Linked DNA regions of Homo sapiens: region 1 is linked to region 2. A link is a loop called in an ENCODE intact Hi-C map of the cell type or tissue named here. Cell type or tissue: MCF 10A. All regions are shown on one strand.

What was found. A loop is a pair of places that touch in the nucleus more often than their neighbours do. Peaks named below come from ENCODE experiments on the same cell type or tissue, not always from the same donor. Only the 100,000 strongest peaks of a DNase experiment are listed, where the experiment ranks them.
Region 1: a loop joins it to region 2, with 5 times the contacts of the local background. A loop is called at or near these places in 2 of 110 quality-filtered maps.

The regions. Positions count from the first base shown.
Region 1 is chr10:105,687,355-105,695,354 of GRCh38, forward strand. The region is part of intron 3 of LINC02627 (long intergenic non-protein coding RNA 2627); the gene reads right to left. It also overlaps the pseudogene YWHAZP5. Among named protein-coding and RNA genes, the nearest start is that of LINC02627, 130 kb to the right of the region's middle. In MCF 10A, a CTCF peak has its summit at 4,642 (motif pointing left); a DNase peak (open chromatin) is centred at 4,627.
Region 2 is chr10:104,638,918-104,646,917 of GRCh38, forward strand. SORCS3 (sortilin related VPS10 domain containing receptor 3) reads left to right here and starts at 2,373. Exons shown (of 27, transcript NM_014978.3): 1 at 2,373-3,037. The coding sequence starts at 2,411. In MCF 10A, CTCF peaks have their summits at 122 and 3,926; a DNase peak (open chromatin) is centred at 3,924.

The DNA of each region.
Region 1 (8,000 bases), 1.0 Mb after region 2:
AATACAAAAATTAGCTGGACACGGTGGCAGGTGCCTATAATCCCAGCTACTCAGGAGGCTGAGGCAGGAGAATCGCTTGAACCTGGGAGGCAGAGGTTGCAGTGAGCCAAGATCACGCCATTGCACTCAGCCTGGGGGACAAGAGTGAGACTTCGTCTCACACAACACACACCCACAAAATATATATATATATGTATATATATGTGTGTGTATATATATGCACACACACATATATACACACATATATACACATATATATATACACACATATATACATATATACACATATATATGTATATATGTGTGTATATAAATATATATATATATATTAGGGGAGTAGAGCCAGTTAACATTTAGGGAGTTATCTGTTTTCATCTTGAGGTGGCCAATATGGGGATGTGGAATTTTTATACAAGTTGTAAATGTTTGCTATAGTACTTTCGGTACATTGTGGCTTCACAAGGGCGAGTGTTAAAACTGCGTCCATATCTAAGCAAAGAAAACTGTCTACATATTGGTTTGTCCTGGTGGGGAATAAAAGGGATCATTGGTTCCAGTCACAGGTGTAGTAATTGTGGGTACGTTAAGGTTTGGAGCACTTACAAGGCTGTGGTAGAAACAGATATCCCATGGATACCGCATGTTAAACCATGTATATCTGTGGAATACTTAATCTCACTGTGCACACCTTTGACTACAGCTGCAGAAGGGTTCCTTTAGACAAAGTTGTGACCCATTTTACTCTGGATAAGGGCAGAAATGGTTCACATTTCATTATTTGTAAAGTTACCTGCTGTTAGCTTTCATTATTTTTGCTACATTTATTTTATTTGTATTTAAATGTTTTAGGCAACCTAAGAACAAATGAAAAAGTAAAGATGCAGGAAAAATGAATTGCTTGATATTCATTACTTCATGTATATCAAACACAGCAGTAAAATAAAAACCCATGTATTTAGTTTTTTTTAAGGTTTTTTCTTTTGTGATTTTTGTTTTTTGATACTTGCCTAACATGCATGTGCTGTAAAGACAGTTAACAGGCAAATAACTTGAAATGATGGCCAGCTTGGTTTAATGTCTTATGAAATTTTCATGAACAATCCAAGCATAATTGTTAAGAACACATGTATTAAATTCATGCAACTGGAATAAAAGTTTTATGAATGGACTTTTCAACTACTTTTTCCACAGCTTTTCATGTAACTTAGTCTTTTGGTTCTGAAACTTCTCTAAAGGAAATTGTAGATTTTTTGAAATTTATTCCTTATTCCCTCTTGGCAGCTAATGGTCTTTTCCAAGTTTAAACACAAAGTTTATCATAACAACAAAAATGCTACTAATATCACTGCTGTTTGCAACCATGTCCCAAGATCCCCTCTCAAAGTTTATCATAACAACAAAAATACTACTAATATCACTACTGTTTCCAACCATGTCCCATGATCCCCTCTCTTCCTCCCCACTCTGAAAAAAATGAGCTCCTATTTTTTCTGGGAGAGGGGGAGATTGATTGGGAAAAAAAAAAAAAGGAATATGTTCCATTTAAAATTTTGGTATATGGCATTTTCTAACTTAGGAATCCACAGTGTTCTTGGCCTATCATGACGTTGGGTAGCATTAACTATGTTTTGTGCTTCCAAATCACTTTTTGGTTTCTAAGAGTTTCTTGATACTCTTATAGCTTGCCTTCAATTTTGGTCCCTTGTTCTTTCTATGTGTCAAGGGCACAAGATTACCTTCCTTTTTTAGCGTTCTGTCTTGTCACCAGCCATTCCTACTTGGTGGCCACGTACTTGGAAAAAGGCTGCATGATCTTTCTGGCTCTACTCAATATCTAAGACATCCTGCTTCCTTTGCTCGCATCCCACAAACTACTTCCCTCATCCTATTTACTGCAGCAAATCTCTCCTTAGTGTGTTTATCTCCTTTTAAAACCCTACCTATCCTGAATTGTCTGTCATTGTCTGCCTTTAAAATCCTTCCTCTTTCTCTCCCTCTATTCTCTAAATAATGATGGGGCTAAGTTACACCCAAAGCTCACTTTACAAAATATTTCCTCAGTACTCTGCAGAAAACACCAGACAAAAATGCCATTTTAAAAGGTGTGTTTTTTCTTTTAGGATGTAAGCTCCTCAAGAGCAGGGACAATGTTTTCTGTATGTTCTATTGTGCCTAGTACACCGTAAATGCTCAATAAATATTGATGATGGGAGGTAGTGAGTCTTGATGATAAGGGTGAGAAATTGAAATCCCAAACACTGTTTTGTTGCTTGTTTTATTATGACTGCAGATTAAACTGGGGACTATTGGCCCTTTTGGATAATTGTCCCAAATATTACATTCAAATAAAAGTGCAATGGAGAAAAAAAATAGGAGACTTGGAATTAAAAGATTAAAATGTACTTCTGGCTCTGCTGAATCACTTTAGGAAAGTTGAATAATATCTCTTAGCCTATTTTTTAAATCTATAAATGGTTGCATTAACTGTATGTTTCCTAAAGTCTACATTAGCTCTAAAATTATTTTATCTCTTGCATGAAGTTATTATGCTCCAAATATTTAAGGGATTACAGGTTTAAGATAATATAAACATATATTGTGAAATGCTGGCCATTTATTAAAACGGGTGTAACGAAATCTGTTGTTACACTGGGGGCAGGGAGCAAGAAGGGGGTGGATATCATACTCAGTGAAAGCAGTGACATTGAATTAAACAGCAAGTTTTCCATTTGTTTACTTGATCAATTCAAAAAAATCTCTTAAAGGCATATGAAAAGGTCACTGCAAATCTCACATTTCTGCTATTCTGTTATGAAGAACCCACTGAAAATATTTTGAAATAGCCACTTCGCCTGTGGAAAGTTTACAGAGTAAATTGACAATATGTCTTCGCTGGCAGAGGCAACCCATGAACCTGCAACAAGCCAGTTTATCACTTTTTGTTTATTTAATTTTAGATAGATGTAGCTTGAAGTGTTTTTATTTTTAGTATGAATAATAAAACTGAGGGTGATAGGAATCTGTTTGGCTCTGAGCTACCACCACTGGAATTACCAGGACTTTAAAATTCTCTCTTGCAATGGGAGATTGCTGGGCCCTTACACAATCTTCTTGGGAGCCGTTAAAACGGTCCAATTAGAGCTGTTTATCGGTTTTCATTGTGACACCTCCTGACCTTATTCTTTCCTGCACCTCAAGCCTCTAGCACAGTAGTTATGCCCTGTCTTCAAATCCTAGTCATGCTGAACCCTGGGGCCTTGATGGCTATAGCACCCTATCCTACTTGACAGGAGAAGAAAGGGACAATTTTCTATCATTGCTGTCATTATTAATGACTTTCCTATGAGTTAGATTTACTGTTTTGTTTTTTTTTTCCATCTTTGGTGAACTGGGATCAACAGGTCATTGCATGTGGATCAGAAAACAATTGATTGTTACAACTAACTATATCTGTCCCACTAACAATCAGCTTTAGAGCTTTCTTCAAGTACCTTGCCGATCACTTTTCTGGATAAGTCTCTTTTGTCTCCTTATTTCTTTAGAGTCAGGATTCCTAGGTACTGGGTTCTTCTTCCTCAGCCTTAACATTTTCCACAGGGGTCCTCTGTACTAGCTTCCAAACAACCTGAATAGTGCTTGCTAGTGCCAGATTCTTGGAAATAGATATGCATATTAGCCACCATCCCACTCCACCTTGACCTCAGGAATCATGATCCTAGTAAGTCAGAACTTTCCATGTGCAACATGAACTTGTTATCAATCCCACAAGGACCAAGAAAATGGATTCTAATGATTTTTAAAAATGATATATTGACAAATTATAGTTGTATATATTTATGGGGTAAAAAGCAATGTAATGATTTTTGAATGCAATGTGGAATGTTTAAATAGAGCTAATTAACCTATTCATCACCTCAAATATTTGGCATTTTTTGTGATAAAAAACATTTGTGGTTTACTCTCTTAGCTATATTGAAATATGCAGTATTCAGTGATTAGCTATATTCACCACACTGTGCAATAGATCTCAAAAAACAAACAAACCACAACAACAAAAACCAAAAACAAACTCATTCTTCCTATCTAAGGCTTTGTACCCTTTGTTATCATCTCGCCAATCCTCCACCATCCAGTCTCAGGTAAACACCTCTTCCCTATTTGTTTCTATGAGTTCAATTGTTTTAGACTCCACACGTCAGTAAGAACATTCAGTATTTGTCTTTATGTGTTTAGCTTATTTCACTTAGCCTAATGTCCTCCAATTCCATCTATGTTGTCATAAATGACTCCAGGGATTTTTCATCTTCCTGTAAACGTTCAGAATTTTTCAAGCTTGGAAAACTATATAAAATATTTCTTTCCAGTTCCTTACTTTTCCCCCTTATCATTTCCTGGAGTTAAATACAACCTTCCTTTTGTTTACTCTCCACACCCAAGCCCCAATTTCTATATTGTGATGATGATGATAAAAATATTGATAAGTAGATGAATAGTTAAATAGATATGTGTGTATTTGATATAGGATAGATATATTTGATATGTATCTTGCTATAGCAAGAATGTCCTAGGGATATACAGATAAATGGAATCTTCAGATTTGCCCTGTTTGCATGTTGTGACAGGTACAACTGATAAGCCTATAGCCCCCTCTACTGGGAGGATTTTCCCAGATTTATCATATGCACCTCAAGCAGGTGGTCTTTGTAAACTTTCTTTGAGTACTCTTGATCATGCCCTAATTAACTTAAAATCCCACCACTGTTCTGATTTATAGGATGCTACATGGATCCAAGCGTCTAAAGTGCATGAACTCTTTTTCTCAATAAACTCCATTTTCACTCACTCTGAAGATTTGGCAATGGGTTCGAAGTCCATGTTCACCACAAACATACCTTTATTTATCTTTCTATCCCTCTTGAACATCTGATGTCACTAGCTCATGAGATTTCTTAGGGATAGCATCTCATTAATTGATTATTGGACATAATGTAGTAGGTGTCTGTCATGTACACCATAATAAGAAGATCTGTAGATACAGAGAAAGATGTGAGGTACCTTGTTTGGTATGTTTCCCTATTGACTTTTGCAAATACTAAAAAACAAACAAACAAACAAAAAAACAAAAAAAAAACCAATGCAACACATAGGGTAGATGACTTTTATAATTTGTGTTCTGAAACTACTTAATAGCTCCAAATAATACCTTTTTCTTAAAAAGAGGACATGAAGTTCCCCAAGCATACTCCCAGACCCTTAAGTCAACACAAGCTGACCAAGTATTGAGTATTGAGACTAAGTATTGAGAATGCTGTTCTTCTCTGAGGCTCTGACTTGTTACAGGAATGTGGTTTCTGCCAACTCTCCGAGGATGGAGAACTAAAATTCTGTCCATCATCCTCATAGGTTTGAGGTTCCCAAGAATGAGAGCAGTGCTATTCTGGGAGGCTTTTGGGTTGCAATGGAAGGAGCCCTGGGTGAGTTATGAGTGAGTTGGGGAATACTATCTTTAAAGAAGCATTATTTACTTCTCTCCTGGGGGTAGAAAAGTAGAAATGACAAATGGAAATTTTTTAAATGACAAATTTTAGGTTCCTTGGATCATATTAAATGAAAAATTTCAAAACTGTAGACTATGTGTATGTACCCAAATGCATACTTGTGCAATGACTTTAAAATTAAGTAGACAAAAAGGTACATGCAGAAATGGAAATTACAACAGTCACATGATATAAATTATGTCTTTTAAATATTCATTAGCAAAAATGATCTCAATCATCATTATCATTATCAATCATCATCATCATAGTTGACATTTATTGGTCATTCATTATGTTTAACTCTTCTCTGTTTCTTTGCAGGCAACAGCCAAGTTGGAAATAAGTTTGGGGTATTAGAGGTCTAACAAAGACAAAACCCACTGCTTTGGTATTGGGGAGCAAATTTTGTTTGTGTCATTAAGTTGATGATAGTACACAAGAAAATAAAAGCTCCCAATAAAAACATGGAGCTTCGCCGGGCATGGTGGCTCATGCCTGTAATCCCAGCACCTTGGGAGGCCAAGGCAGGCAGATAGCCTGAGGTCAGGAGTTCGAGACCAGCCTGGACAACATGGTGAAATCCCGTCTCTACTAAAAATACAAAAATTAGCCAGGCGTGGTGGCAGGCACCTGTAATCCCAGCTACTGGGAAGCCGAGGCAGGAGAATCGTTTGAACCCGCGAGGCGGAGGTTGCAGTGAGCTGAGATCGCGTCATTGCACTCTAGCCTGGGTGACAAGAGTGAGATTTCATCTCAAAAACAAAACAAAACAAACAAACAAAAAACATGGAGCTTGAGGTAGCTTTCAGCTCAGCTCAGTTATATGGGCTATGTAGATAGTATTGTTTGAAGTCTCTAGAAATAGGCTGGCAAAGACCATGTATAGAACAAAAGACAGAGTTTTAAGATAAACTTTTCCTTTCCTTCCCGCCTCCCTCCCTTGCTCCCTTCCCTCCTTTCTTCCCTTCTTTCTTTCCTCCCTTCCTCTGTTTTTTTTTTTCTTTTTATTTCCAAGAACAGCTATTTAAAATCTGTAGACCTTCTTTATGATCTTTGGTTGGTCCTTGTTTGGTTCTAGGATGGGCACCTCTTTAAACTCTATAGCATCAATCTGTTTGCTCTTGAATTGTTATGAACCAGGAGCCATATCTGAAAGCAAAAAGCCTTTTTGTTAATAACCCTCAAGAAATGCAGTATATTCAAAGAGACCAAGAATAAACTACTGTGAAGCTGGCTGTGTAGACAGCACGAAACAGATGGCATAAACATCTCCTTAGGAGTGGAAAATTAGTGTTAAATTATATACTGAATCAGGGCAGAGGTGTTTCAATGATTATCCTTCTCTAATTCTTTTTCAAATTAGATTTTCTTAAGTTATGGCCACTTCCTTTGGAACATCTAGGAAAGGCATACATTACACAGTGCCAGGACCAAAATACTAAAGCAGATCCCACCTCAGCCCTAAGCCTGAGGCTGTTTATATAGGGTACTAGCTCTTTCTGGCACACTGGCTCTTTTGATTATTAAAGTCAACTTTCAGGAAGAGTTCCAAAGGTAACTGTCATGAATGTGACAATGACAGAGAGCTGAAAGTTAATCTTTCCCACATCGCTTTTATTTGCTTCTTAACAGAACAATATTTTAACCAAAGGAATTGAAACTTCTATTCTGGAATTTCAAGTCTTTTTGGAGAGTTTGTAGGGGATGTATACAGATGGGGCATGAATTCCTTTTGAACCCCCTTTCTTACCCTTCCTCCTTTCCTACTGAATTCATATTATATAGACATCTATCAACAATGCAGACAAATAATTTGAATCCTGGTTCGGCCATTTGCTACAAATATGCTCTTGGGCAAATTACTGGTCCTGTCTCTGAACTTTCCTCATTTACAAAATATGTAAGGACTAAAGTAAGTAATATATAAGGTGTTATATCTGTCCCCTAATATTAATTCTTCATCACACATGATAATCTTTGTTTTCCAGAGATTGAGTGGTTCTTCTCTTTACTCCACAGTCAAAATTAAACCGTGCCAAACCACTTATTCATTCTCTCACTTCCATACACCAAAAGTTTGCAACCTCTCTTGCATTAAATTTTGCAAGAATTGCAAAATGATTAACATTCGGAATATTAGGCATGACTTTAAGTAGTAATAGCAGAAAAAGGAGGTCCTTATCATTCAAAGATTATCATTAAATTATGATATTTAAACTATAACTTTAACATATCATTTCAAGGGCTATTGCTAAGGTGGTTTGATAGGAGCAAAAAACTAGTTGAAAAGTCAGATGGAGGGATAAGGGAACTAGATAGAGGGATAAGGGAATAAAATAAGAAAATGACAAATACAGCAAAAGAGAGCTGAGGACCTTATGAGATGGTGAGGAATGAGGACAGAGCCGACCTACATGTGACATACCAAAATCATGTTTGGGCTTCTAGGTGGCAGGGAGCAGG
Region 2 (8,000 bases):
ACTGTGGCACCTCCGCCCAGAGCCTGAAGAGAAGAGCAGCACCGCGTCCCTCCCGAACCCCGAGCTTCGGCTCGGGCTGCAGCGCCGGGCCTCCTCCGGCAGGGGCGCTGGGAACTCGCGGATGGCCGGCTCTCGTCCAGCGCCCGATCCCGCGCCCACCTGGGCCTGCGGCGCTGGAACTTTTCTTAGGAATACCCGCTACTCCCTGTCTTTGGAAACCCACAGATGCCAGGACCCGCACCATTCTGGGCCGGACGTTGTCGCTGGCTTGGTTCTTTGGCCCAGCCTCCCCCGCTGCTAATTGCCATTTTGGCACCGGGTGGAAAGGCAAGTTCAAGAGGGCGGGGGCTCTCGGGAATCGCTGGATGTCTTCTTCCTTGGCCAGCTTAGATTCTCAGTCGCCTCTTCTGCCTCCTCCATCCCTCTTGGCTCTTACCTGGCGCCCTTTCGCCTCCTCTTCTATCTCCCTCTTCCTTTTGCACCATTCTCTCGCCCCTTTTCTCCTTCATCTTGTCTTTCCTCTCTCCCCTTTTCCCTCTATTTTCTCCTTCATTCCTTCCTCTCACCTTTCTTTCCTCTCCGCGCATTCCCCTCCCTCTCGCTCCACTTTAACCATCTTCTAGAGAGGAGGAACTCTATCTACTCCCGAAGGGGAGGAGCAGGGCTGGAGGCTGTCTCTCTCTCCCTAAGCCTCCTCCCTCCTGCCTCCTCCTTTCTTAATAGCTCCTCCTCTAGCTCCTCTAGTCTCAGACTTTTCAACCCCTAGAATCCCAGGGGCTTCTCGGAGGCGGCGAGCTACACCACATGTCCTGGGGCCTGTAAACCGCAGCTCGAGGTCGTCTGTGGGTTTAGCTCATTTCCCTTCAGCCCACCTGAAGTCTCCTTCTTCCTACGGTCACGAAGGATCTCAGCTGCACCAAGCGCGCAGGCTACACTCCTGCAGTAGCGGATTGGGGACCAGATAAGCCCACGCGGCTCCCGCCTGAGTACCCTCTTAACTGGCGGCCGACACTTTGAAACAATTGAGTCCGTTCAGAAACGGACTGGGGAGAGTGAGGGCACGACCTCAAAATCCTAGGCAGCAAAATGAGGTCTGGATCCTCCCTGGAAGAACAGACATCTCGACTACTCTCTCGCCCCACCTCTGGCCGGGAGGTCGGGGCAAGGAGAATCCCTCAACCGAGAAGATCTGGCAAGTCCCCGATCCCACCGGGGCCTTCCGCCTCTTTTCCCTCATCCCCTAGGAGGCTTTATCAGGTTCTAACCGCTTGTAGTGGGGGCCGTGGGTGCTCGGGGCGCCAAGAGGAGGGGGCTGCCGAGAGCGGCCTGCCTAGTTCTCAGCATTGCCTCTTTGACCACTCGCAGGCTCCTGGAAATGCAAACACAGCCCGTGCGTGATCCGCACGCGACCAAAAGCCGAGCGCACACCTCCCGCCCCCGCCCCACTTGCCATCGCTCACACTAACGTGCACACATGCTCGTGCAAACGCGCACGCACGGAACCGCGCGCCCCCTCACACCCAGCCGCGCTCCCGGCCCGGCTCAGCCAGGTGCCCCCACGCGGCAGCGCCCGGTCTGCCCGCCGGCCCCCTGCGAACCCCTCGCCTCACGCCCGCCTGCCTGCGCGCACGCACGCGCACGCACGCATTCCCCACGCCCCCGCGCGGGGGCGCAGGCCTTGGGTGGCGGGGTTTGGCCGGGAGCCGGCCGGGCCAGGGAGCGGCGAGCAGAGTCCAGGGTGCATCCCGCGCTTGGCTTCCGTGCGCAGCCTCCCCGCGCGGAGGCACCTGGCTCCCTCTCGGCTCTAGAACGCGAACAGTTGGCGTTGAGCACACAACTCCTCCTCCTTCTCCCCCGAGACCCCTGTACCCTCCCCGCGCGCCATCTCCCGCCCCTCATAACAGGCCCGAAGAGTAAACCCCCAAACGCGTCCAGAAGCGGCTCCCAACTCTTCGCCGGGAGCACGTTGGAGGCTGGATTTCGGAGAGACTCGGGATTGGGGTCTATTGCCGGCCCCTCCTGGATCCGGCTTGATTTTCATATTTTAAGAAGATTTTCTTATTACCTTTGATTACTCCTTTTTACCAAATTTCTGGAGGAGCTCAGTGGGGAGGATTGGGGGGAATCTGATTTTAAGAAAGAAAGCACCGAAGGGGCAATTATTAATTTTCCTCGGGTTTGGAATCACCCTCTGGACAAGAGAACGGGCGAGCGGGAGCTAGGAGGGAAGAGTGGAGAGGACCGGCGAGGCGCGCCAGCCGGAGCCACCTCCTTCCCGGCCGCCCCCTCCCCACTCCCCCTACACACACACGCTCGCTCGCTCGCCGGCGCGCGCACACCCCCCGCGCCGGACCCGCACCTCGGCGGGCGCCACACACTCGGCAGCCCGAGCCGCGGTAGCCGCAGCGGGATGGAGGCGGCGCGCACGGAGCGCCCCGCAGGCAGGCCGGGGGCGCCGCTTGTCCGGACGGGGCTCCTACTCTTGTCGACGTGGGTCCTGGCCGGCGCCGAGATCACTTGGGACGCGACAGGCGGTCCCGGACGCCCGGCGGCCCCGGCTTCGCGGCCACCGGCGTTGTCTCCACTCTCGCCGCGGGCAGTGGCCAGCCAGTGGCCGGAGGAGCTGGCGTCGGCGCGGAGAGCCGCCGTGCTGGGGCGCCGGGCCGGACCAGAGCTGCTGCCCCAGCAGGGCGGCGGCAGAGGCGGTGAGATGCAGGTGGAAGCCGGAGGGACATCACCGGCAGGCGAGCGGCGGGGCCGGGGCATCCCAGCTCCTGCCAAGCTTGGCGGCGCGAGGAGGAGTCGCCGGGCGCAGCCCCCAATCACCCAGGAACGCGGGGACGCCTGGGCCACTGCTCCGGCCGATGGTTCCAGAGGAAGCCGTCCCCTTGCTAAGGGTTCCCGGGAGGAGGTGAAGGCGCCGCGGGCTGGGGGGTCGGCGGCTGAAGACCTCCGGCTGCCCAGCACCTCCTTCGCGCTGACCGGGGACTCGGCCCACAACCAAGCCATGGTGCACTGGTCGGGACACAACAGCAGCGTGAGTACCCACCCGGCGGCGGGTCCGCCTGTTTCCTGACACCGAAGGGGAATGGGGGGGTGGGTGGGAGCGAGGGACAGATAGTTGCTCGGGGGTCGAGGCGGGGGACGCCTCGACTTTTCGAGATAACAGGTTTGTCCGATTCCCCCCACGCCCCCAACAGGTTAACGGAGTTTGTTGTTAGACGCTGTGTGTGTTTGTTTACTGGAGACCCTAGGCTTCGGCCGCCGGGAGGGGAGTGGAGGAAGGGGCTTCTTAAAGATGAGTGGGGGAGGGATCTGTGCTCACTTTCTCCAATACTTGGCTTGGAGGGTCAGTTTTCCTGTTTGCGGGGTGCTTGAATTCTTGGATGAGAAAAAGGGCTGACTTGGGGCGGGAGCCGCTGAACAGACCGATTCCTGCGGCTGCCGGGCTCCCCCTACCCCCACCCCACCCCCACCCCCCCTCCCGTCACGCGAAAGGGAACCCGGAAGGCCATTCGGACTCCCAGCCTCCTGCTCGCCTCGGGGTCGCTGCTATCCGCTCCAGGCGCGCAGTCCTCCAGCCCAAGAGGGAGGCTCGGCCAAGTCGGCCCCCAGCCTTGGCCTTCAGGTAACCCCGGTTCCTCCTTCAAAGTCCAGGGAGCGGCCCTGGAAAGCCGTAGCAGAGGCCGTAAAAAAAAGTTTAAAGCGTGAAGCGAAATTCCACACCCATCCAGCGCTCATGCCACACCGCTCGCCCTCACGCACGCACAGGCACACGGAAGTCGCTCAGCAGAAAACTCTCGACTTCACCATTGCGTCCTGCGCCACAAACGGCTCCCTGAGCGGAGTTGGGTGCCTGAGCTTCCTGCACACCTCTCCACCCGCTTTTCCCCGCCACCGGGTTCTCCTGGACAAGGATGTACCGAGAGGTGGCGTCGTTGAGCCCGGTCTGGCCTACTCCGGCATTCCGAACTGGGCGCCCGACTGAGCATCGCGCCTGCCTGGCAGCTGCAGCGGCCCGCAGCGCGTGCCCGGAGGGGCTCCCCCTACCTCGCCGGCACCCAGCGCTGTGCAGCCAAGCAAAGAAAAGGCGGGGGACAGGTTCCCACCATCTCCCCGACTTCCCTCCCTCCCGCGGTCCCTACTAGAGCCAGATTTGGAAAATCCTTTCCTCTTCTCTGGCTCCATGGTTCAGATCAGAACCTGGCGTTGGGTAGGGTGCACGCTCCAGGCGGAGGATGACGGGTGTCTGTACAAGCAGCCTTGGGGAACTGATTTGATAGGAACTCACCCCGCAACTCCCTGCCGTTTTGTATTTCTCTTCATGACCGGTGTTTGACAAAATTTCTCTGGGAAATTTTTGCCTTATTTTAACAGAGCCTGGGATGTCCAGGATTGGGTATCTAATAAGAGGAAAGCGAGGGGTCCGCAGAAGGTAGTACATAAGCAATACCAAAGTGCAGATTTCTTGGTTTCTAATGATGCACAGCGCGGGCAGCCCAGCCTGGGTAGCCCATGCTGGTCTTGAAGGACCAGTGAAGTCCAGCTTCGCAGCAGCGCGATGGCGGGCTTCATCTGCCTGGGATGAAGACCCCCGTAGCCTCGGGCTGACAGCTCTGGCGAGAGGGGTGGACAATGTGTGCCTTTGCAGGGCTGGGTGATTGAAGACTTCCAAGTCCCTTCCAAGAGGACTTGGATATGTGTGTGCTGGGGGGAGATTCTCTGACCTCAGGGTTGATTCTCTGACAGCAGGGGTTGTGAATCCCAACTTCATTTTAGTTTGATAATTAGGGTGTGTGTGTGTGTGTGTGTGTGTGTGTGTGTGTGTTGGGGTTCTTACTTGGTGAGGAGGATGGATGGATGGATAGGATGTGTGGAAGTAAATATATCCTAGGAAGAGGAGGATGCAATGTCTTTACATCTGTGGCTTCCCTACTGCCACATTAGGACAATATAAATTCACCCTCCCTGAAGAGTTTTTCTGTGTCTCTGCTTTTATTTTAAGGATTATTTTTGAGTATTTACAAAGCCTCTGAAGATGGGACTTTAGAGAAAATGCTTCCTGCAAATAGCAGTTAACTGTGCATGGCCTTCTTTGCTCATCTTCAAAGCAGTTGTGCAGCAGAAGAGGTGAGGGGCAGGTCTGGCCCGTGCTCCCTGGGGAAATGACTCTTCAGTCAAATGACGGCCAAAGGGGCTTGGGGACTGGAGCAGTTGGGCTTGGAGACCTTGGTGACAGCAATGAGATTGGACAATGTATGAACAGCCCACAGGGACTTATTGGTTGTGCTCTTGGCCAGCCTTACTGCCCATGCAAGAGCACCACAGGTGGATGTAGGGCCACGCACTGTCCTCTCTCTCCAATCTGGGGAATAACTGCCTCTTTAGCCCCTAGGCTGGACCTGTCTCTTCTGACCACATTTTGTAGGCAATACGAGAGAGAGATCCTTGATTATCAGGTCTGTGAGCCTGTGTAAAGAAGATGGAGAAGCATACTCACATGGCCCTGTCTTTGAGACTTTAAGGAAATCTCCTGGAGAGTCACTGGGAAACCAGTTTCAGCAACATTGACCCAGCTGGTTTTTCTCCTGTCCCCCTTTCCTGATGGCAGGAAAAGAAGGTGTTGTAAATAAAAGCCAGGGTGAAGAGTGATGGGGATGAGGACACTTTGGGAAGATTCCTTCATCATTGGTTTCAAAGTGGAGGGAGATGTCCGTAAAACAGAGAACATGGGGCCTAGCTCCAGGCTCTTATGACGTGGAAAGAGAATTTTATCTTTTATTCTGGCTTCTGGAGTATTAGACATGTCCTTATTCAGGAGGCCACCAGTTTAATTTTTAACACAATGAGGGTTTCCTTGCTCTTCTTCCAAGTGTCTCTGATGCACCTGATTGCTTGATATGAGTTCCCTTTTGGGGAGCGTTTTCAGTAACCCTATGAAATTGAAAATTGAACTCCATTCTGACTGAGTTTACAGTCAGGGATGCAGGGTGGGACATGAAGGAGAAGGGCCTTCAGCCCACCCCATTGGTCCAGTGTGTGCCCCAGGTGGTTGAGGGTGCAGGAGGAGACCCTTGACCAAGGCTTGGGCTGGGTATTTGCCTTGGTCCCAGGACTGAGAAGAGATGGCTTTGGGGACAAAGGAGAAGGAGTGCAACTGGCTTTGGGCAAAGGAATCAGGAGGGCATGGGATCTGGGTACCACCTCTTGACCATGTTGCCTGCCAGGTGCTCTGGCTGGAAAGTGAGTGGACTTGGCCTTGGACCCTTTACTCTGGAGGAGCGATTTGCTATTTTTTCTCTCCAGTTGCCTCCAGCTGGAATCCTGGTGATTAATGGGTTAGAGAGTGTTTCAAAAACACCCAGAGGGAGCCCAGTCCCCGTGGCTTACAGGGAAACAGAAAAACACATTATTCTGTCCTTTTCCTTCAAATGAAAGAAGAAGCCTCCCTGCTTGCTCAGTGAGTTGGCAAATGGCTCTGGAGAGTGGAAAGTTGTGAAGGCACAGTCCACTTCTCCACACCCCCTCCTTCTTGGATTAACCCTTCATGGGGCCCCCATTCCTGGTGCCAAGGTGAAAACACTGCATCTGCCCTCACATTGGTCTTCATTTCCTTCCAGCAGCGCACTCGAAGTGGCAGCGATTTGCAGGCTGCTGCCCCTGCAGTGTATCTGCTTGGAATACTTGCCAGGTAGTTCTCAATTAATGGGCCCAACACTGCATCTTGGTGAAGAGAAATGGGGAGATGCTGATATTTCTAGGCCCTCCCAGATCACCCTGCCCTGAGCGTACTAGTAGGTGTAACACAGATTCTCCCAGGCAGGATTTCCTACCCTTAACTAATTCAGCTGGACTGTGTTCTAAAATATTTACTCCTAATGTGCAAAATAGTGACAGATTTGATCAGATTAATTGTATTTCACTCACTGGATCATCTAATTGTGGCTCCCAAACAGATTTTTCAAATAGCTTTTGGCTGGATTGCTTGTCTTCATCCTCCCTGCTCACAGTTCCTGTGTCACAATATCTTAATGCATTCTGCCTTTTTGGAGGCTTAATAAAGAAGCTTGCCACAGAAGCCATTCTTCAGGGTTTTGCCAAAAAAATTGTTTTCAATTAGTATTACAAGGGGAAACCATCTCAGTTGAGATGTAGCTGGGAAATGCATGGGGACATAACGGTACTAATTGCTCCTGGTCATTGTTGGTCTGAGGGGCCGTAGGGAGAGGAGGAGCTGGGCACAGCCTATTTATCTGCTCAGTGATTTCTCTGATGGCTGGATTACAGGATGTGATTTCCTTCTCAGATCCTTCAGTGATTTCCAAGGTGAGCAGAAGTTGCAGATTCCTTAATTGGGAGGCCTGATTTAATGATTACAGAAATGCAGTGGCTGGAACTTGCTTTGTAGCTGGCAAAGAAGGAATGCCCGGGAGTGGCTTCTCCAGTGGTGTTGGATTTAAGGGAAAGGGAGGGTGACTTCAGTGGCAGGAAGGCTCAGTGGACAGAAGGGAAAATTGCTTTTTCTTTGGGCTGTGTAAATCTATTGTCAGTGAAGGAATCCTGGAACTGGATGATCTGTGGGCCCTGAATCATCTCATAAGGAGCAGAGAGGTGCAACAAAGCAGACACTCTGTGATAGAAAGATTTGGCTGGAGACTAGTGGTTTATCCAAGGCTAGGTATAGATTGGCTAAGTCACTTAAGGCCTGTGGCTTGACCTACCTGTTGATTTCCCGCTTTCTGCCTTCTTTTGGCCTCTTGGCTGGTTTGAGACACTTCCCTTACAGGGAGAAAATGTCAAAGGAGGATTCTGCAGTAAGTTTGAAGGAGAAAAGAGGCCTTGTGGAGGAGGAGGTGGGAGATATAGAATGTGAGTGCCTAGTGGGTCACTAGGCAGTTCTGGTAAGCAGAACTGGCTCTGTGGGATGGATCGAATTTGGCTAACCAAGTTTATTCTCCTGGTGTTGTGGGTAACTGAGAAAAGGCTCTGGATAGGGCTCT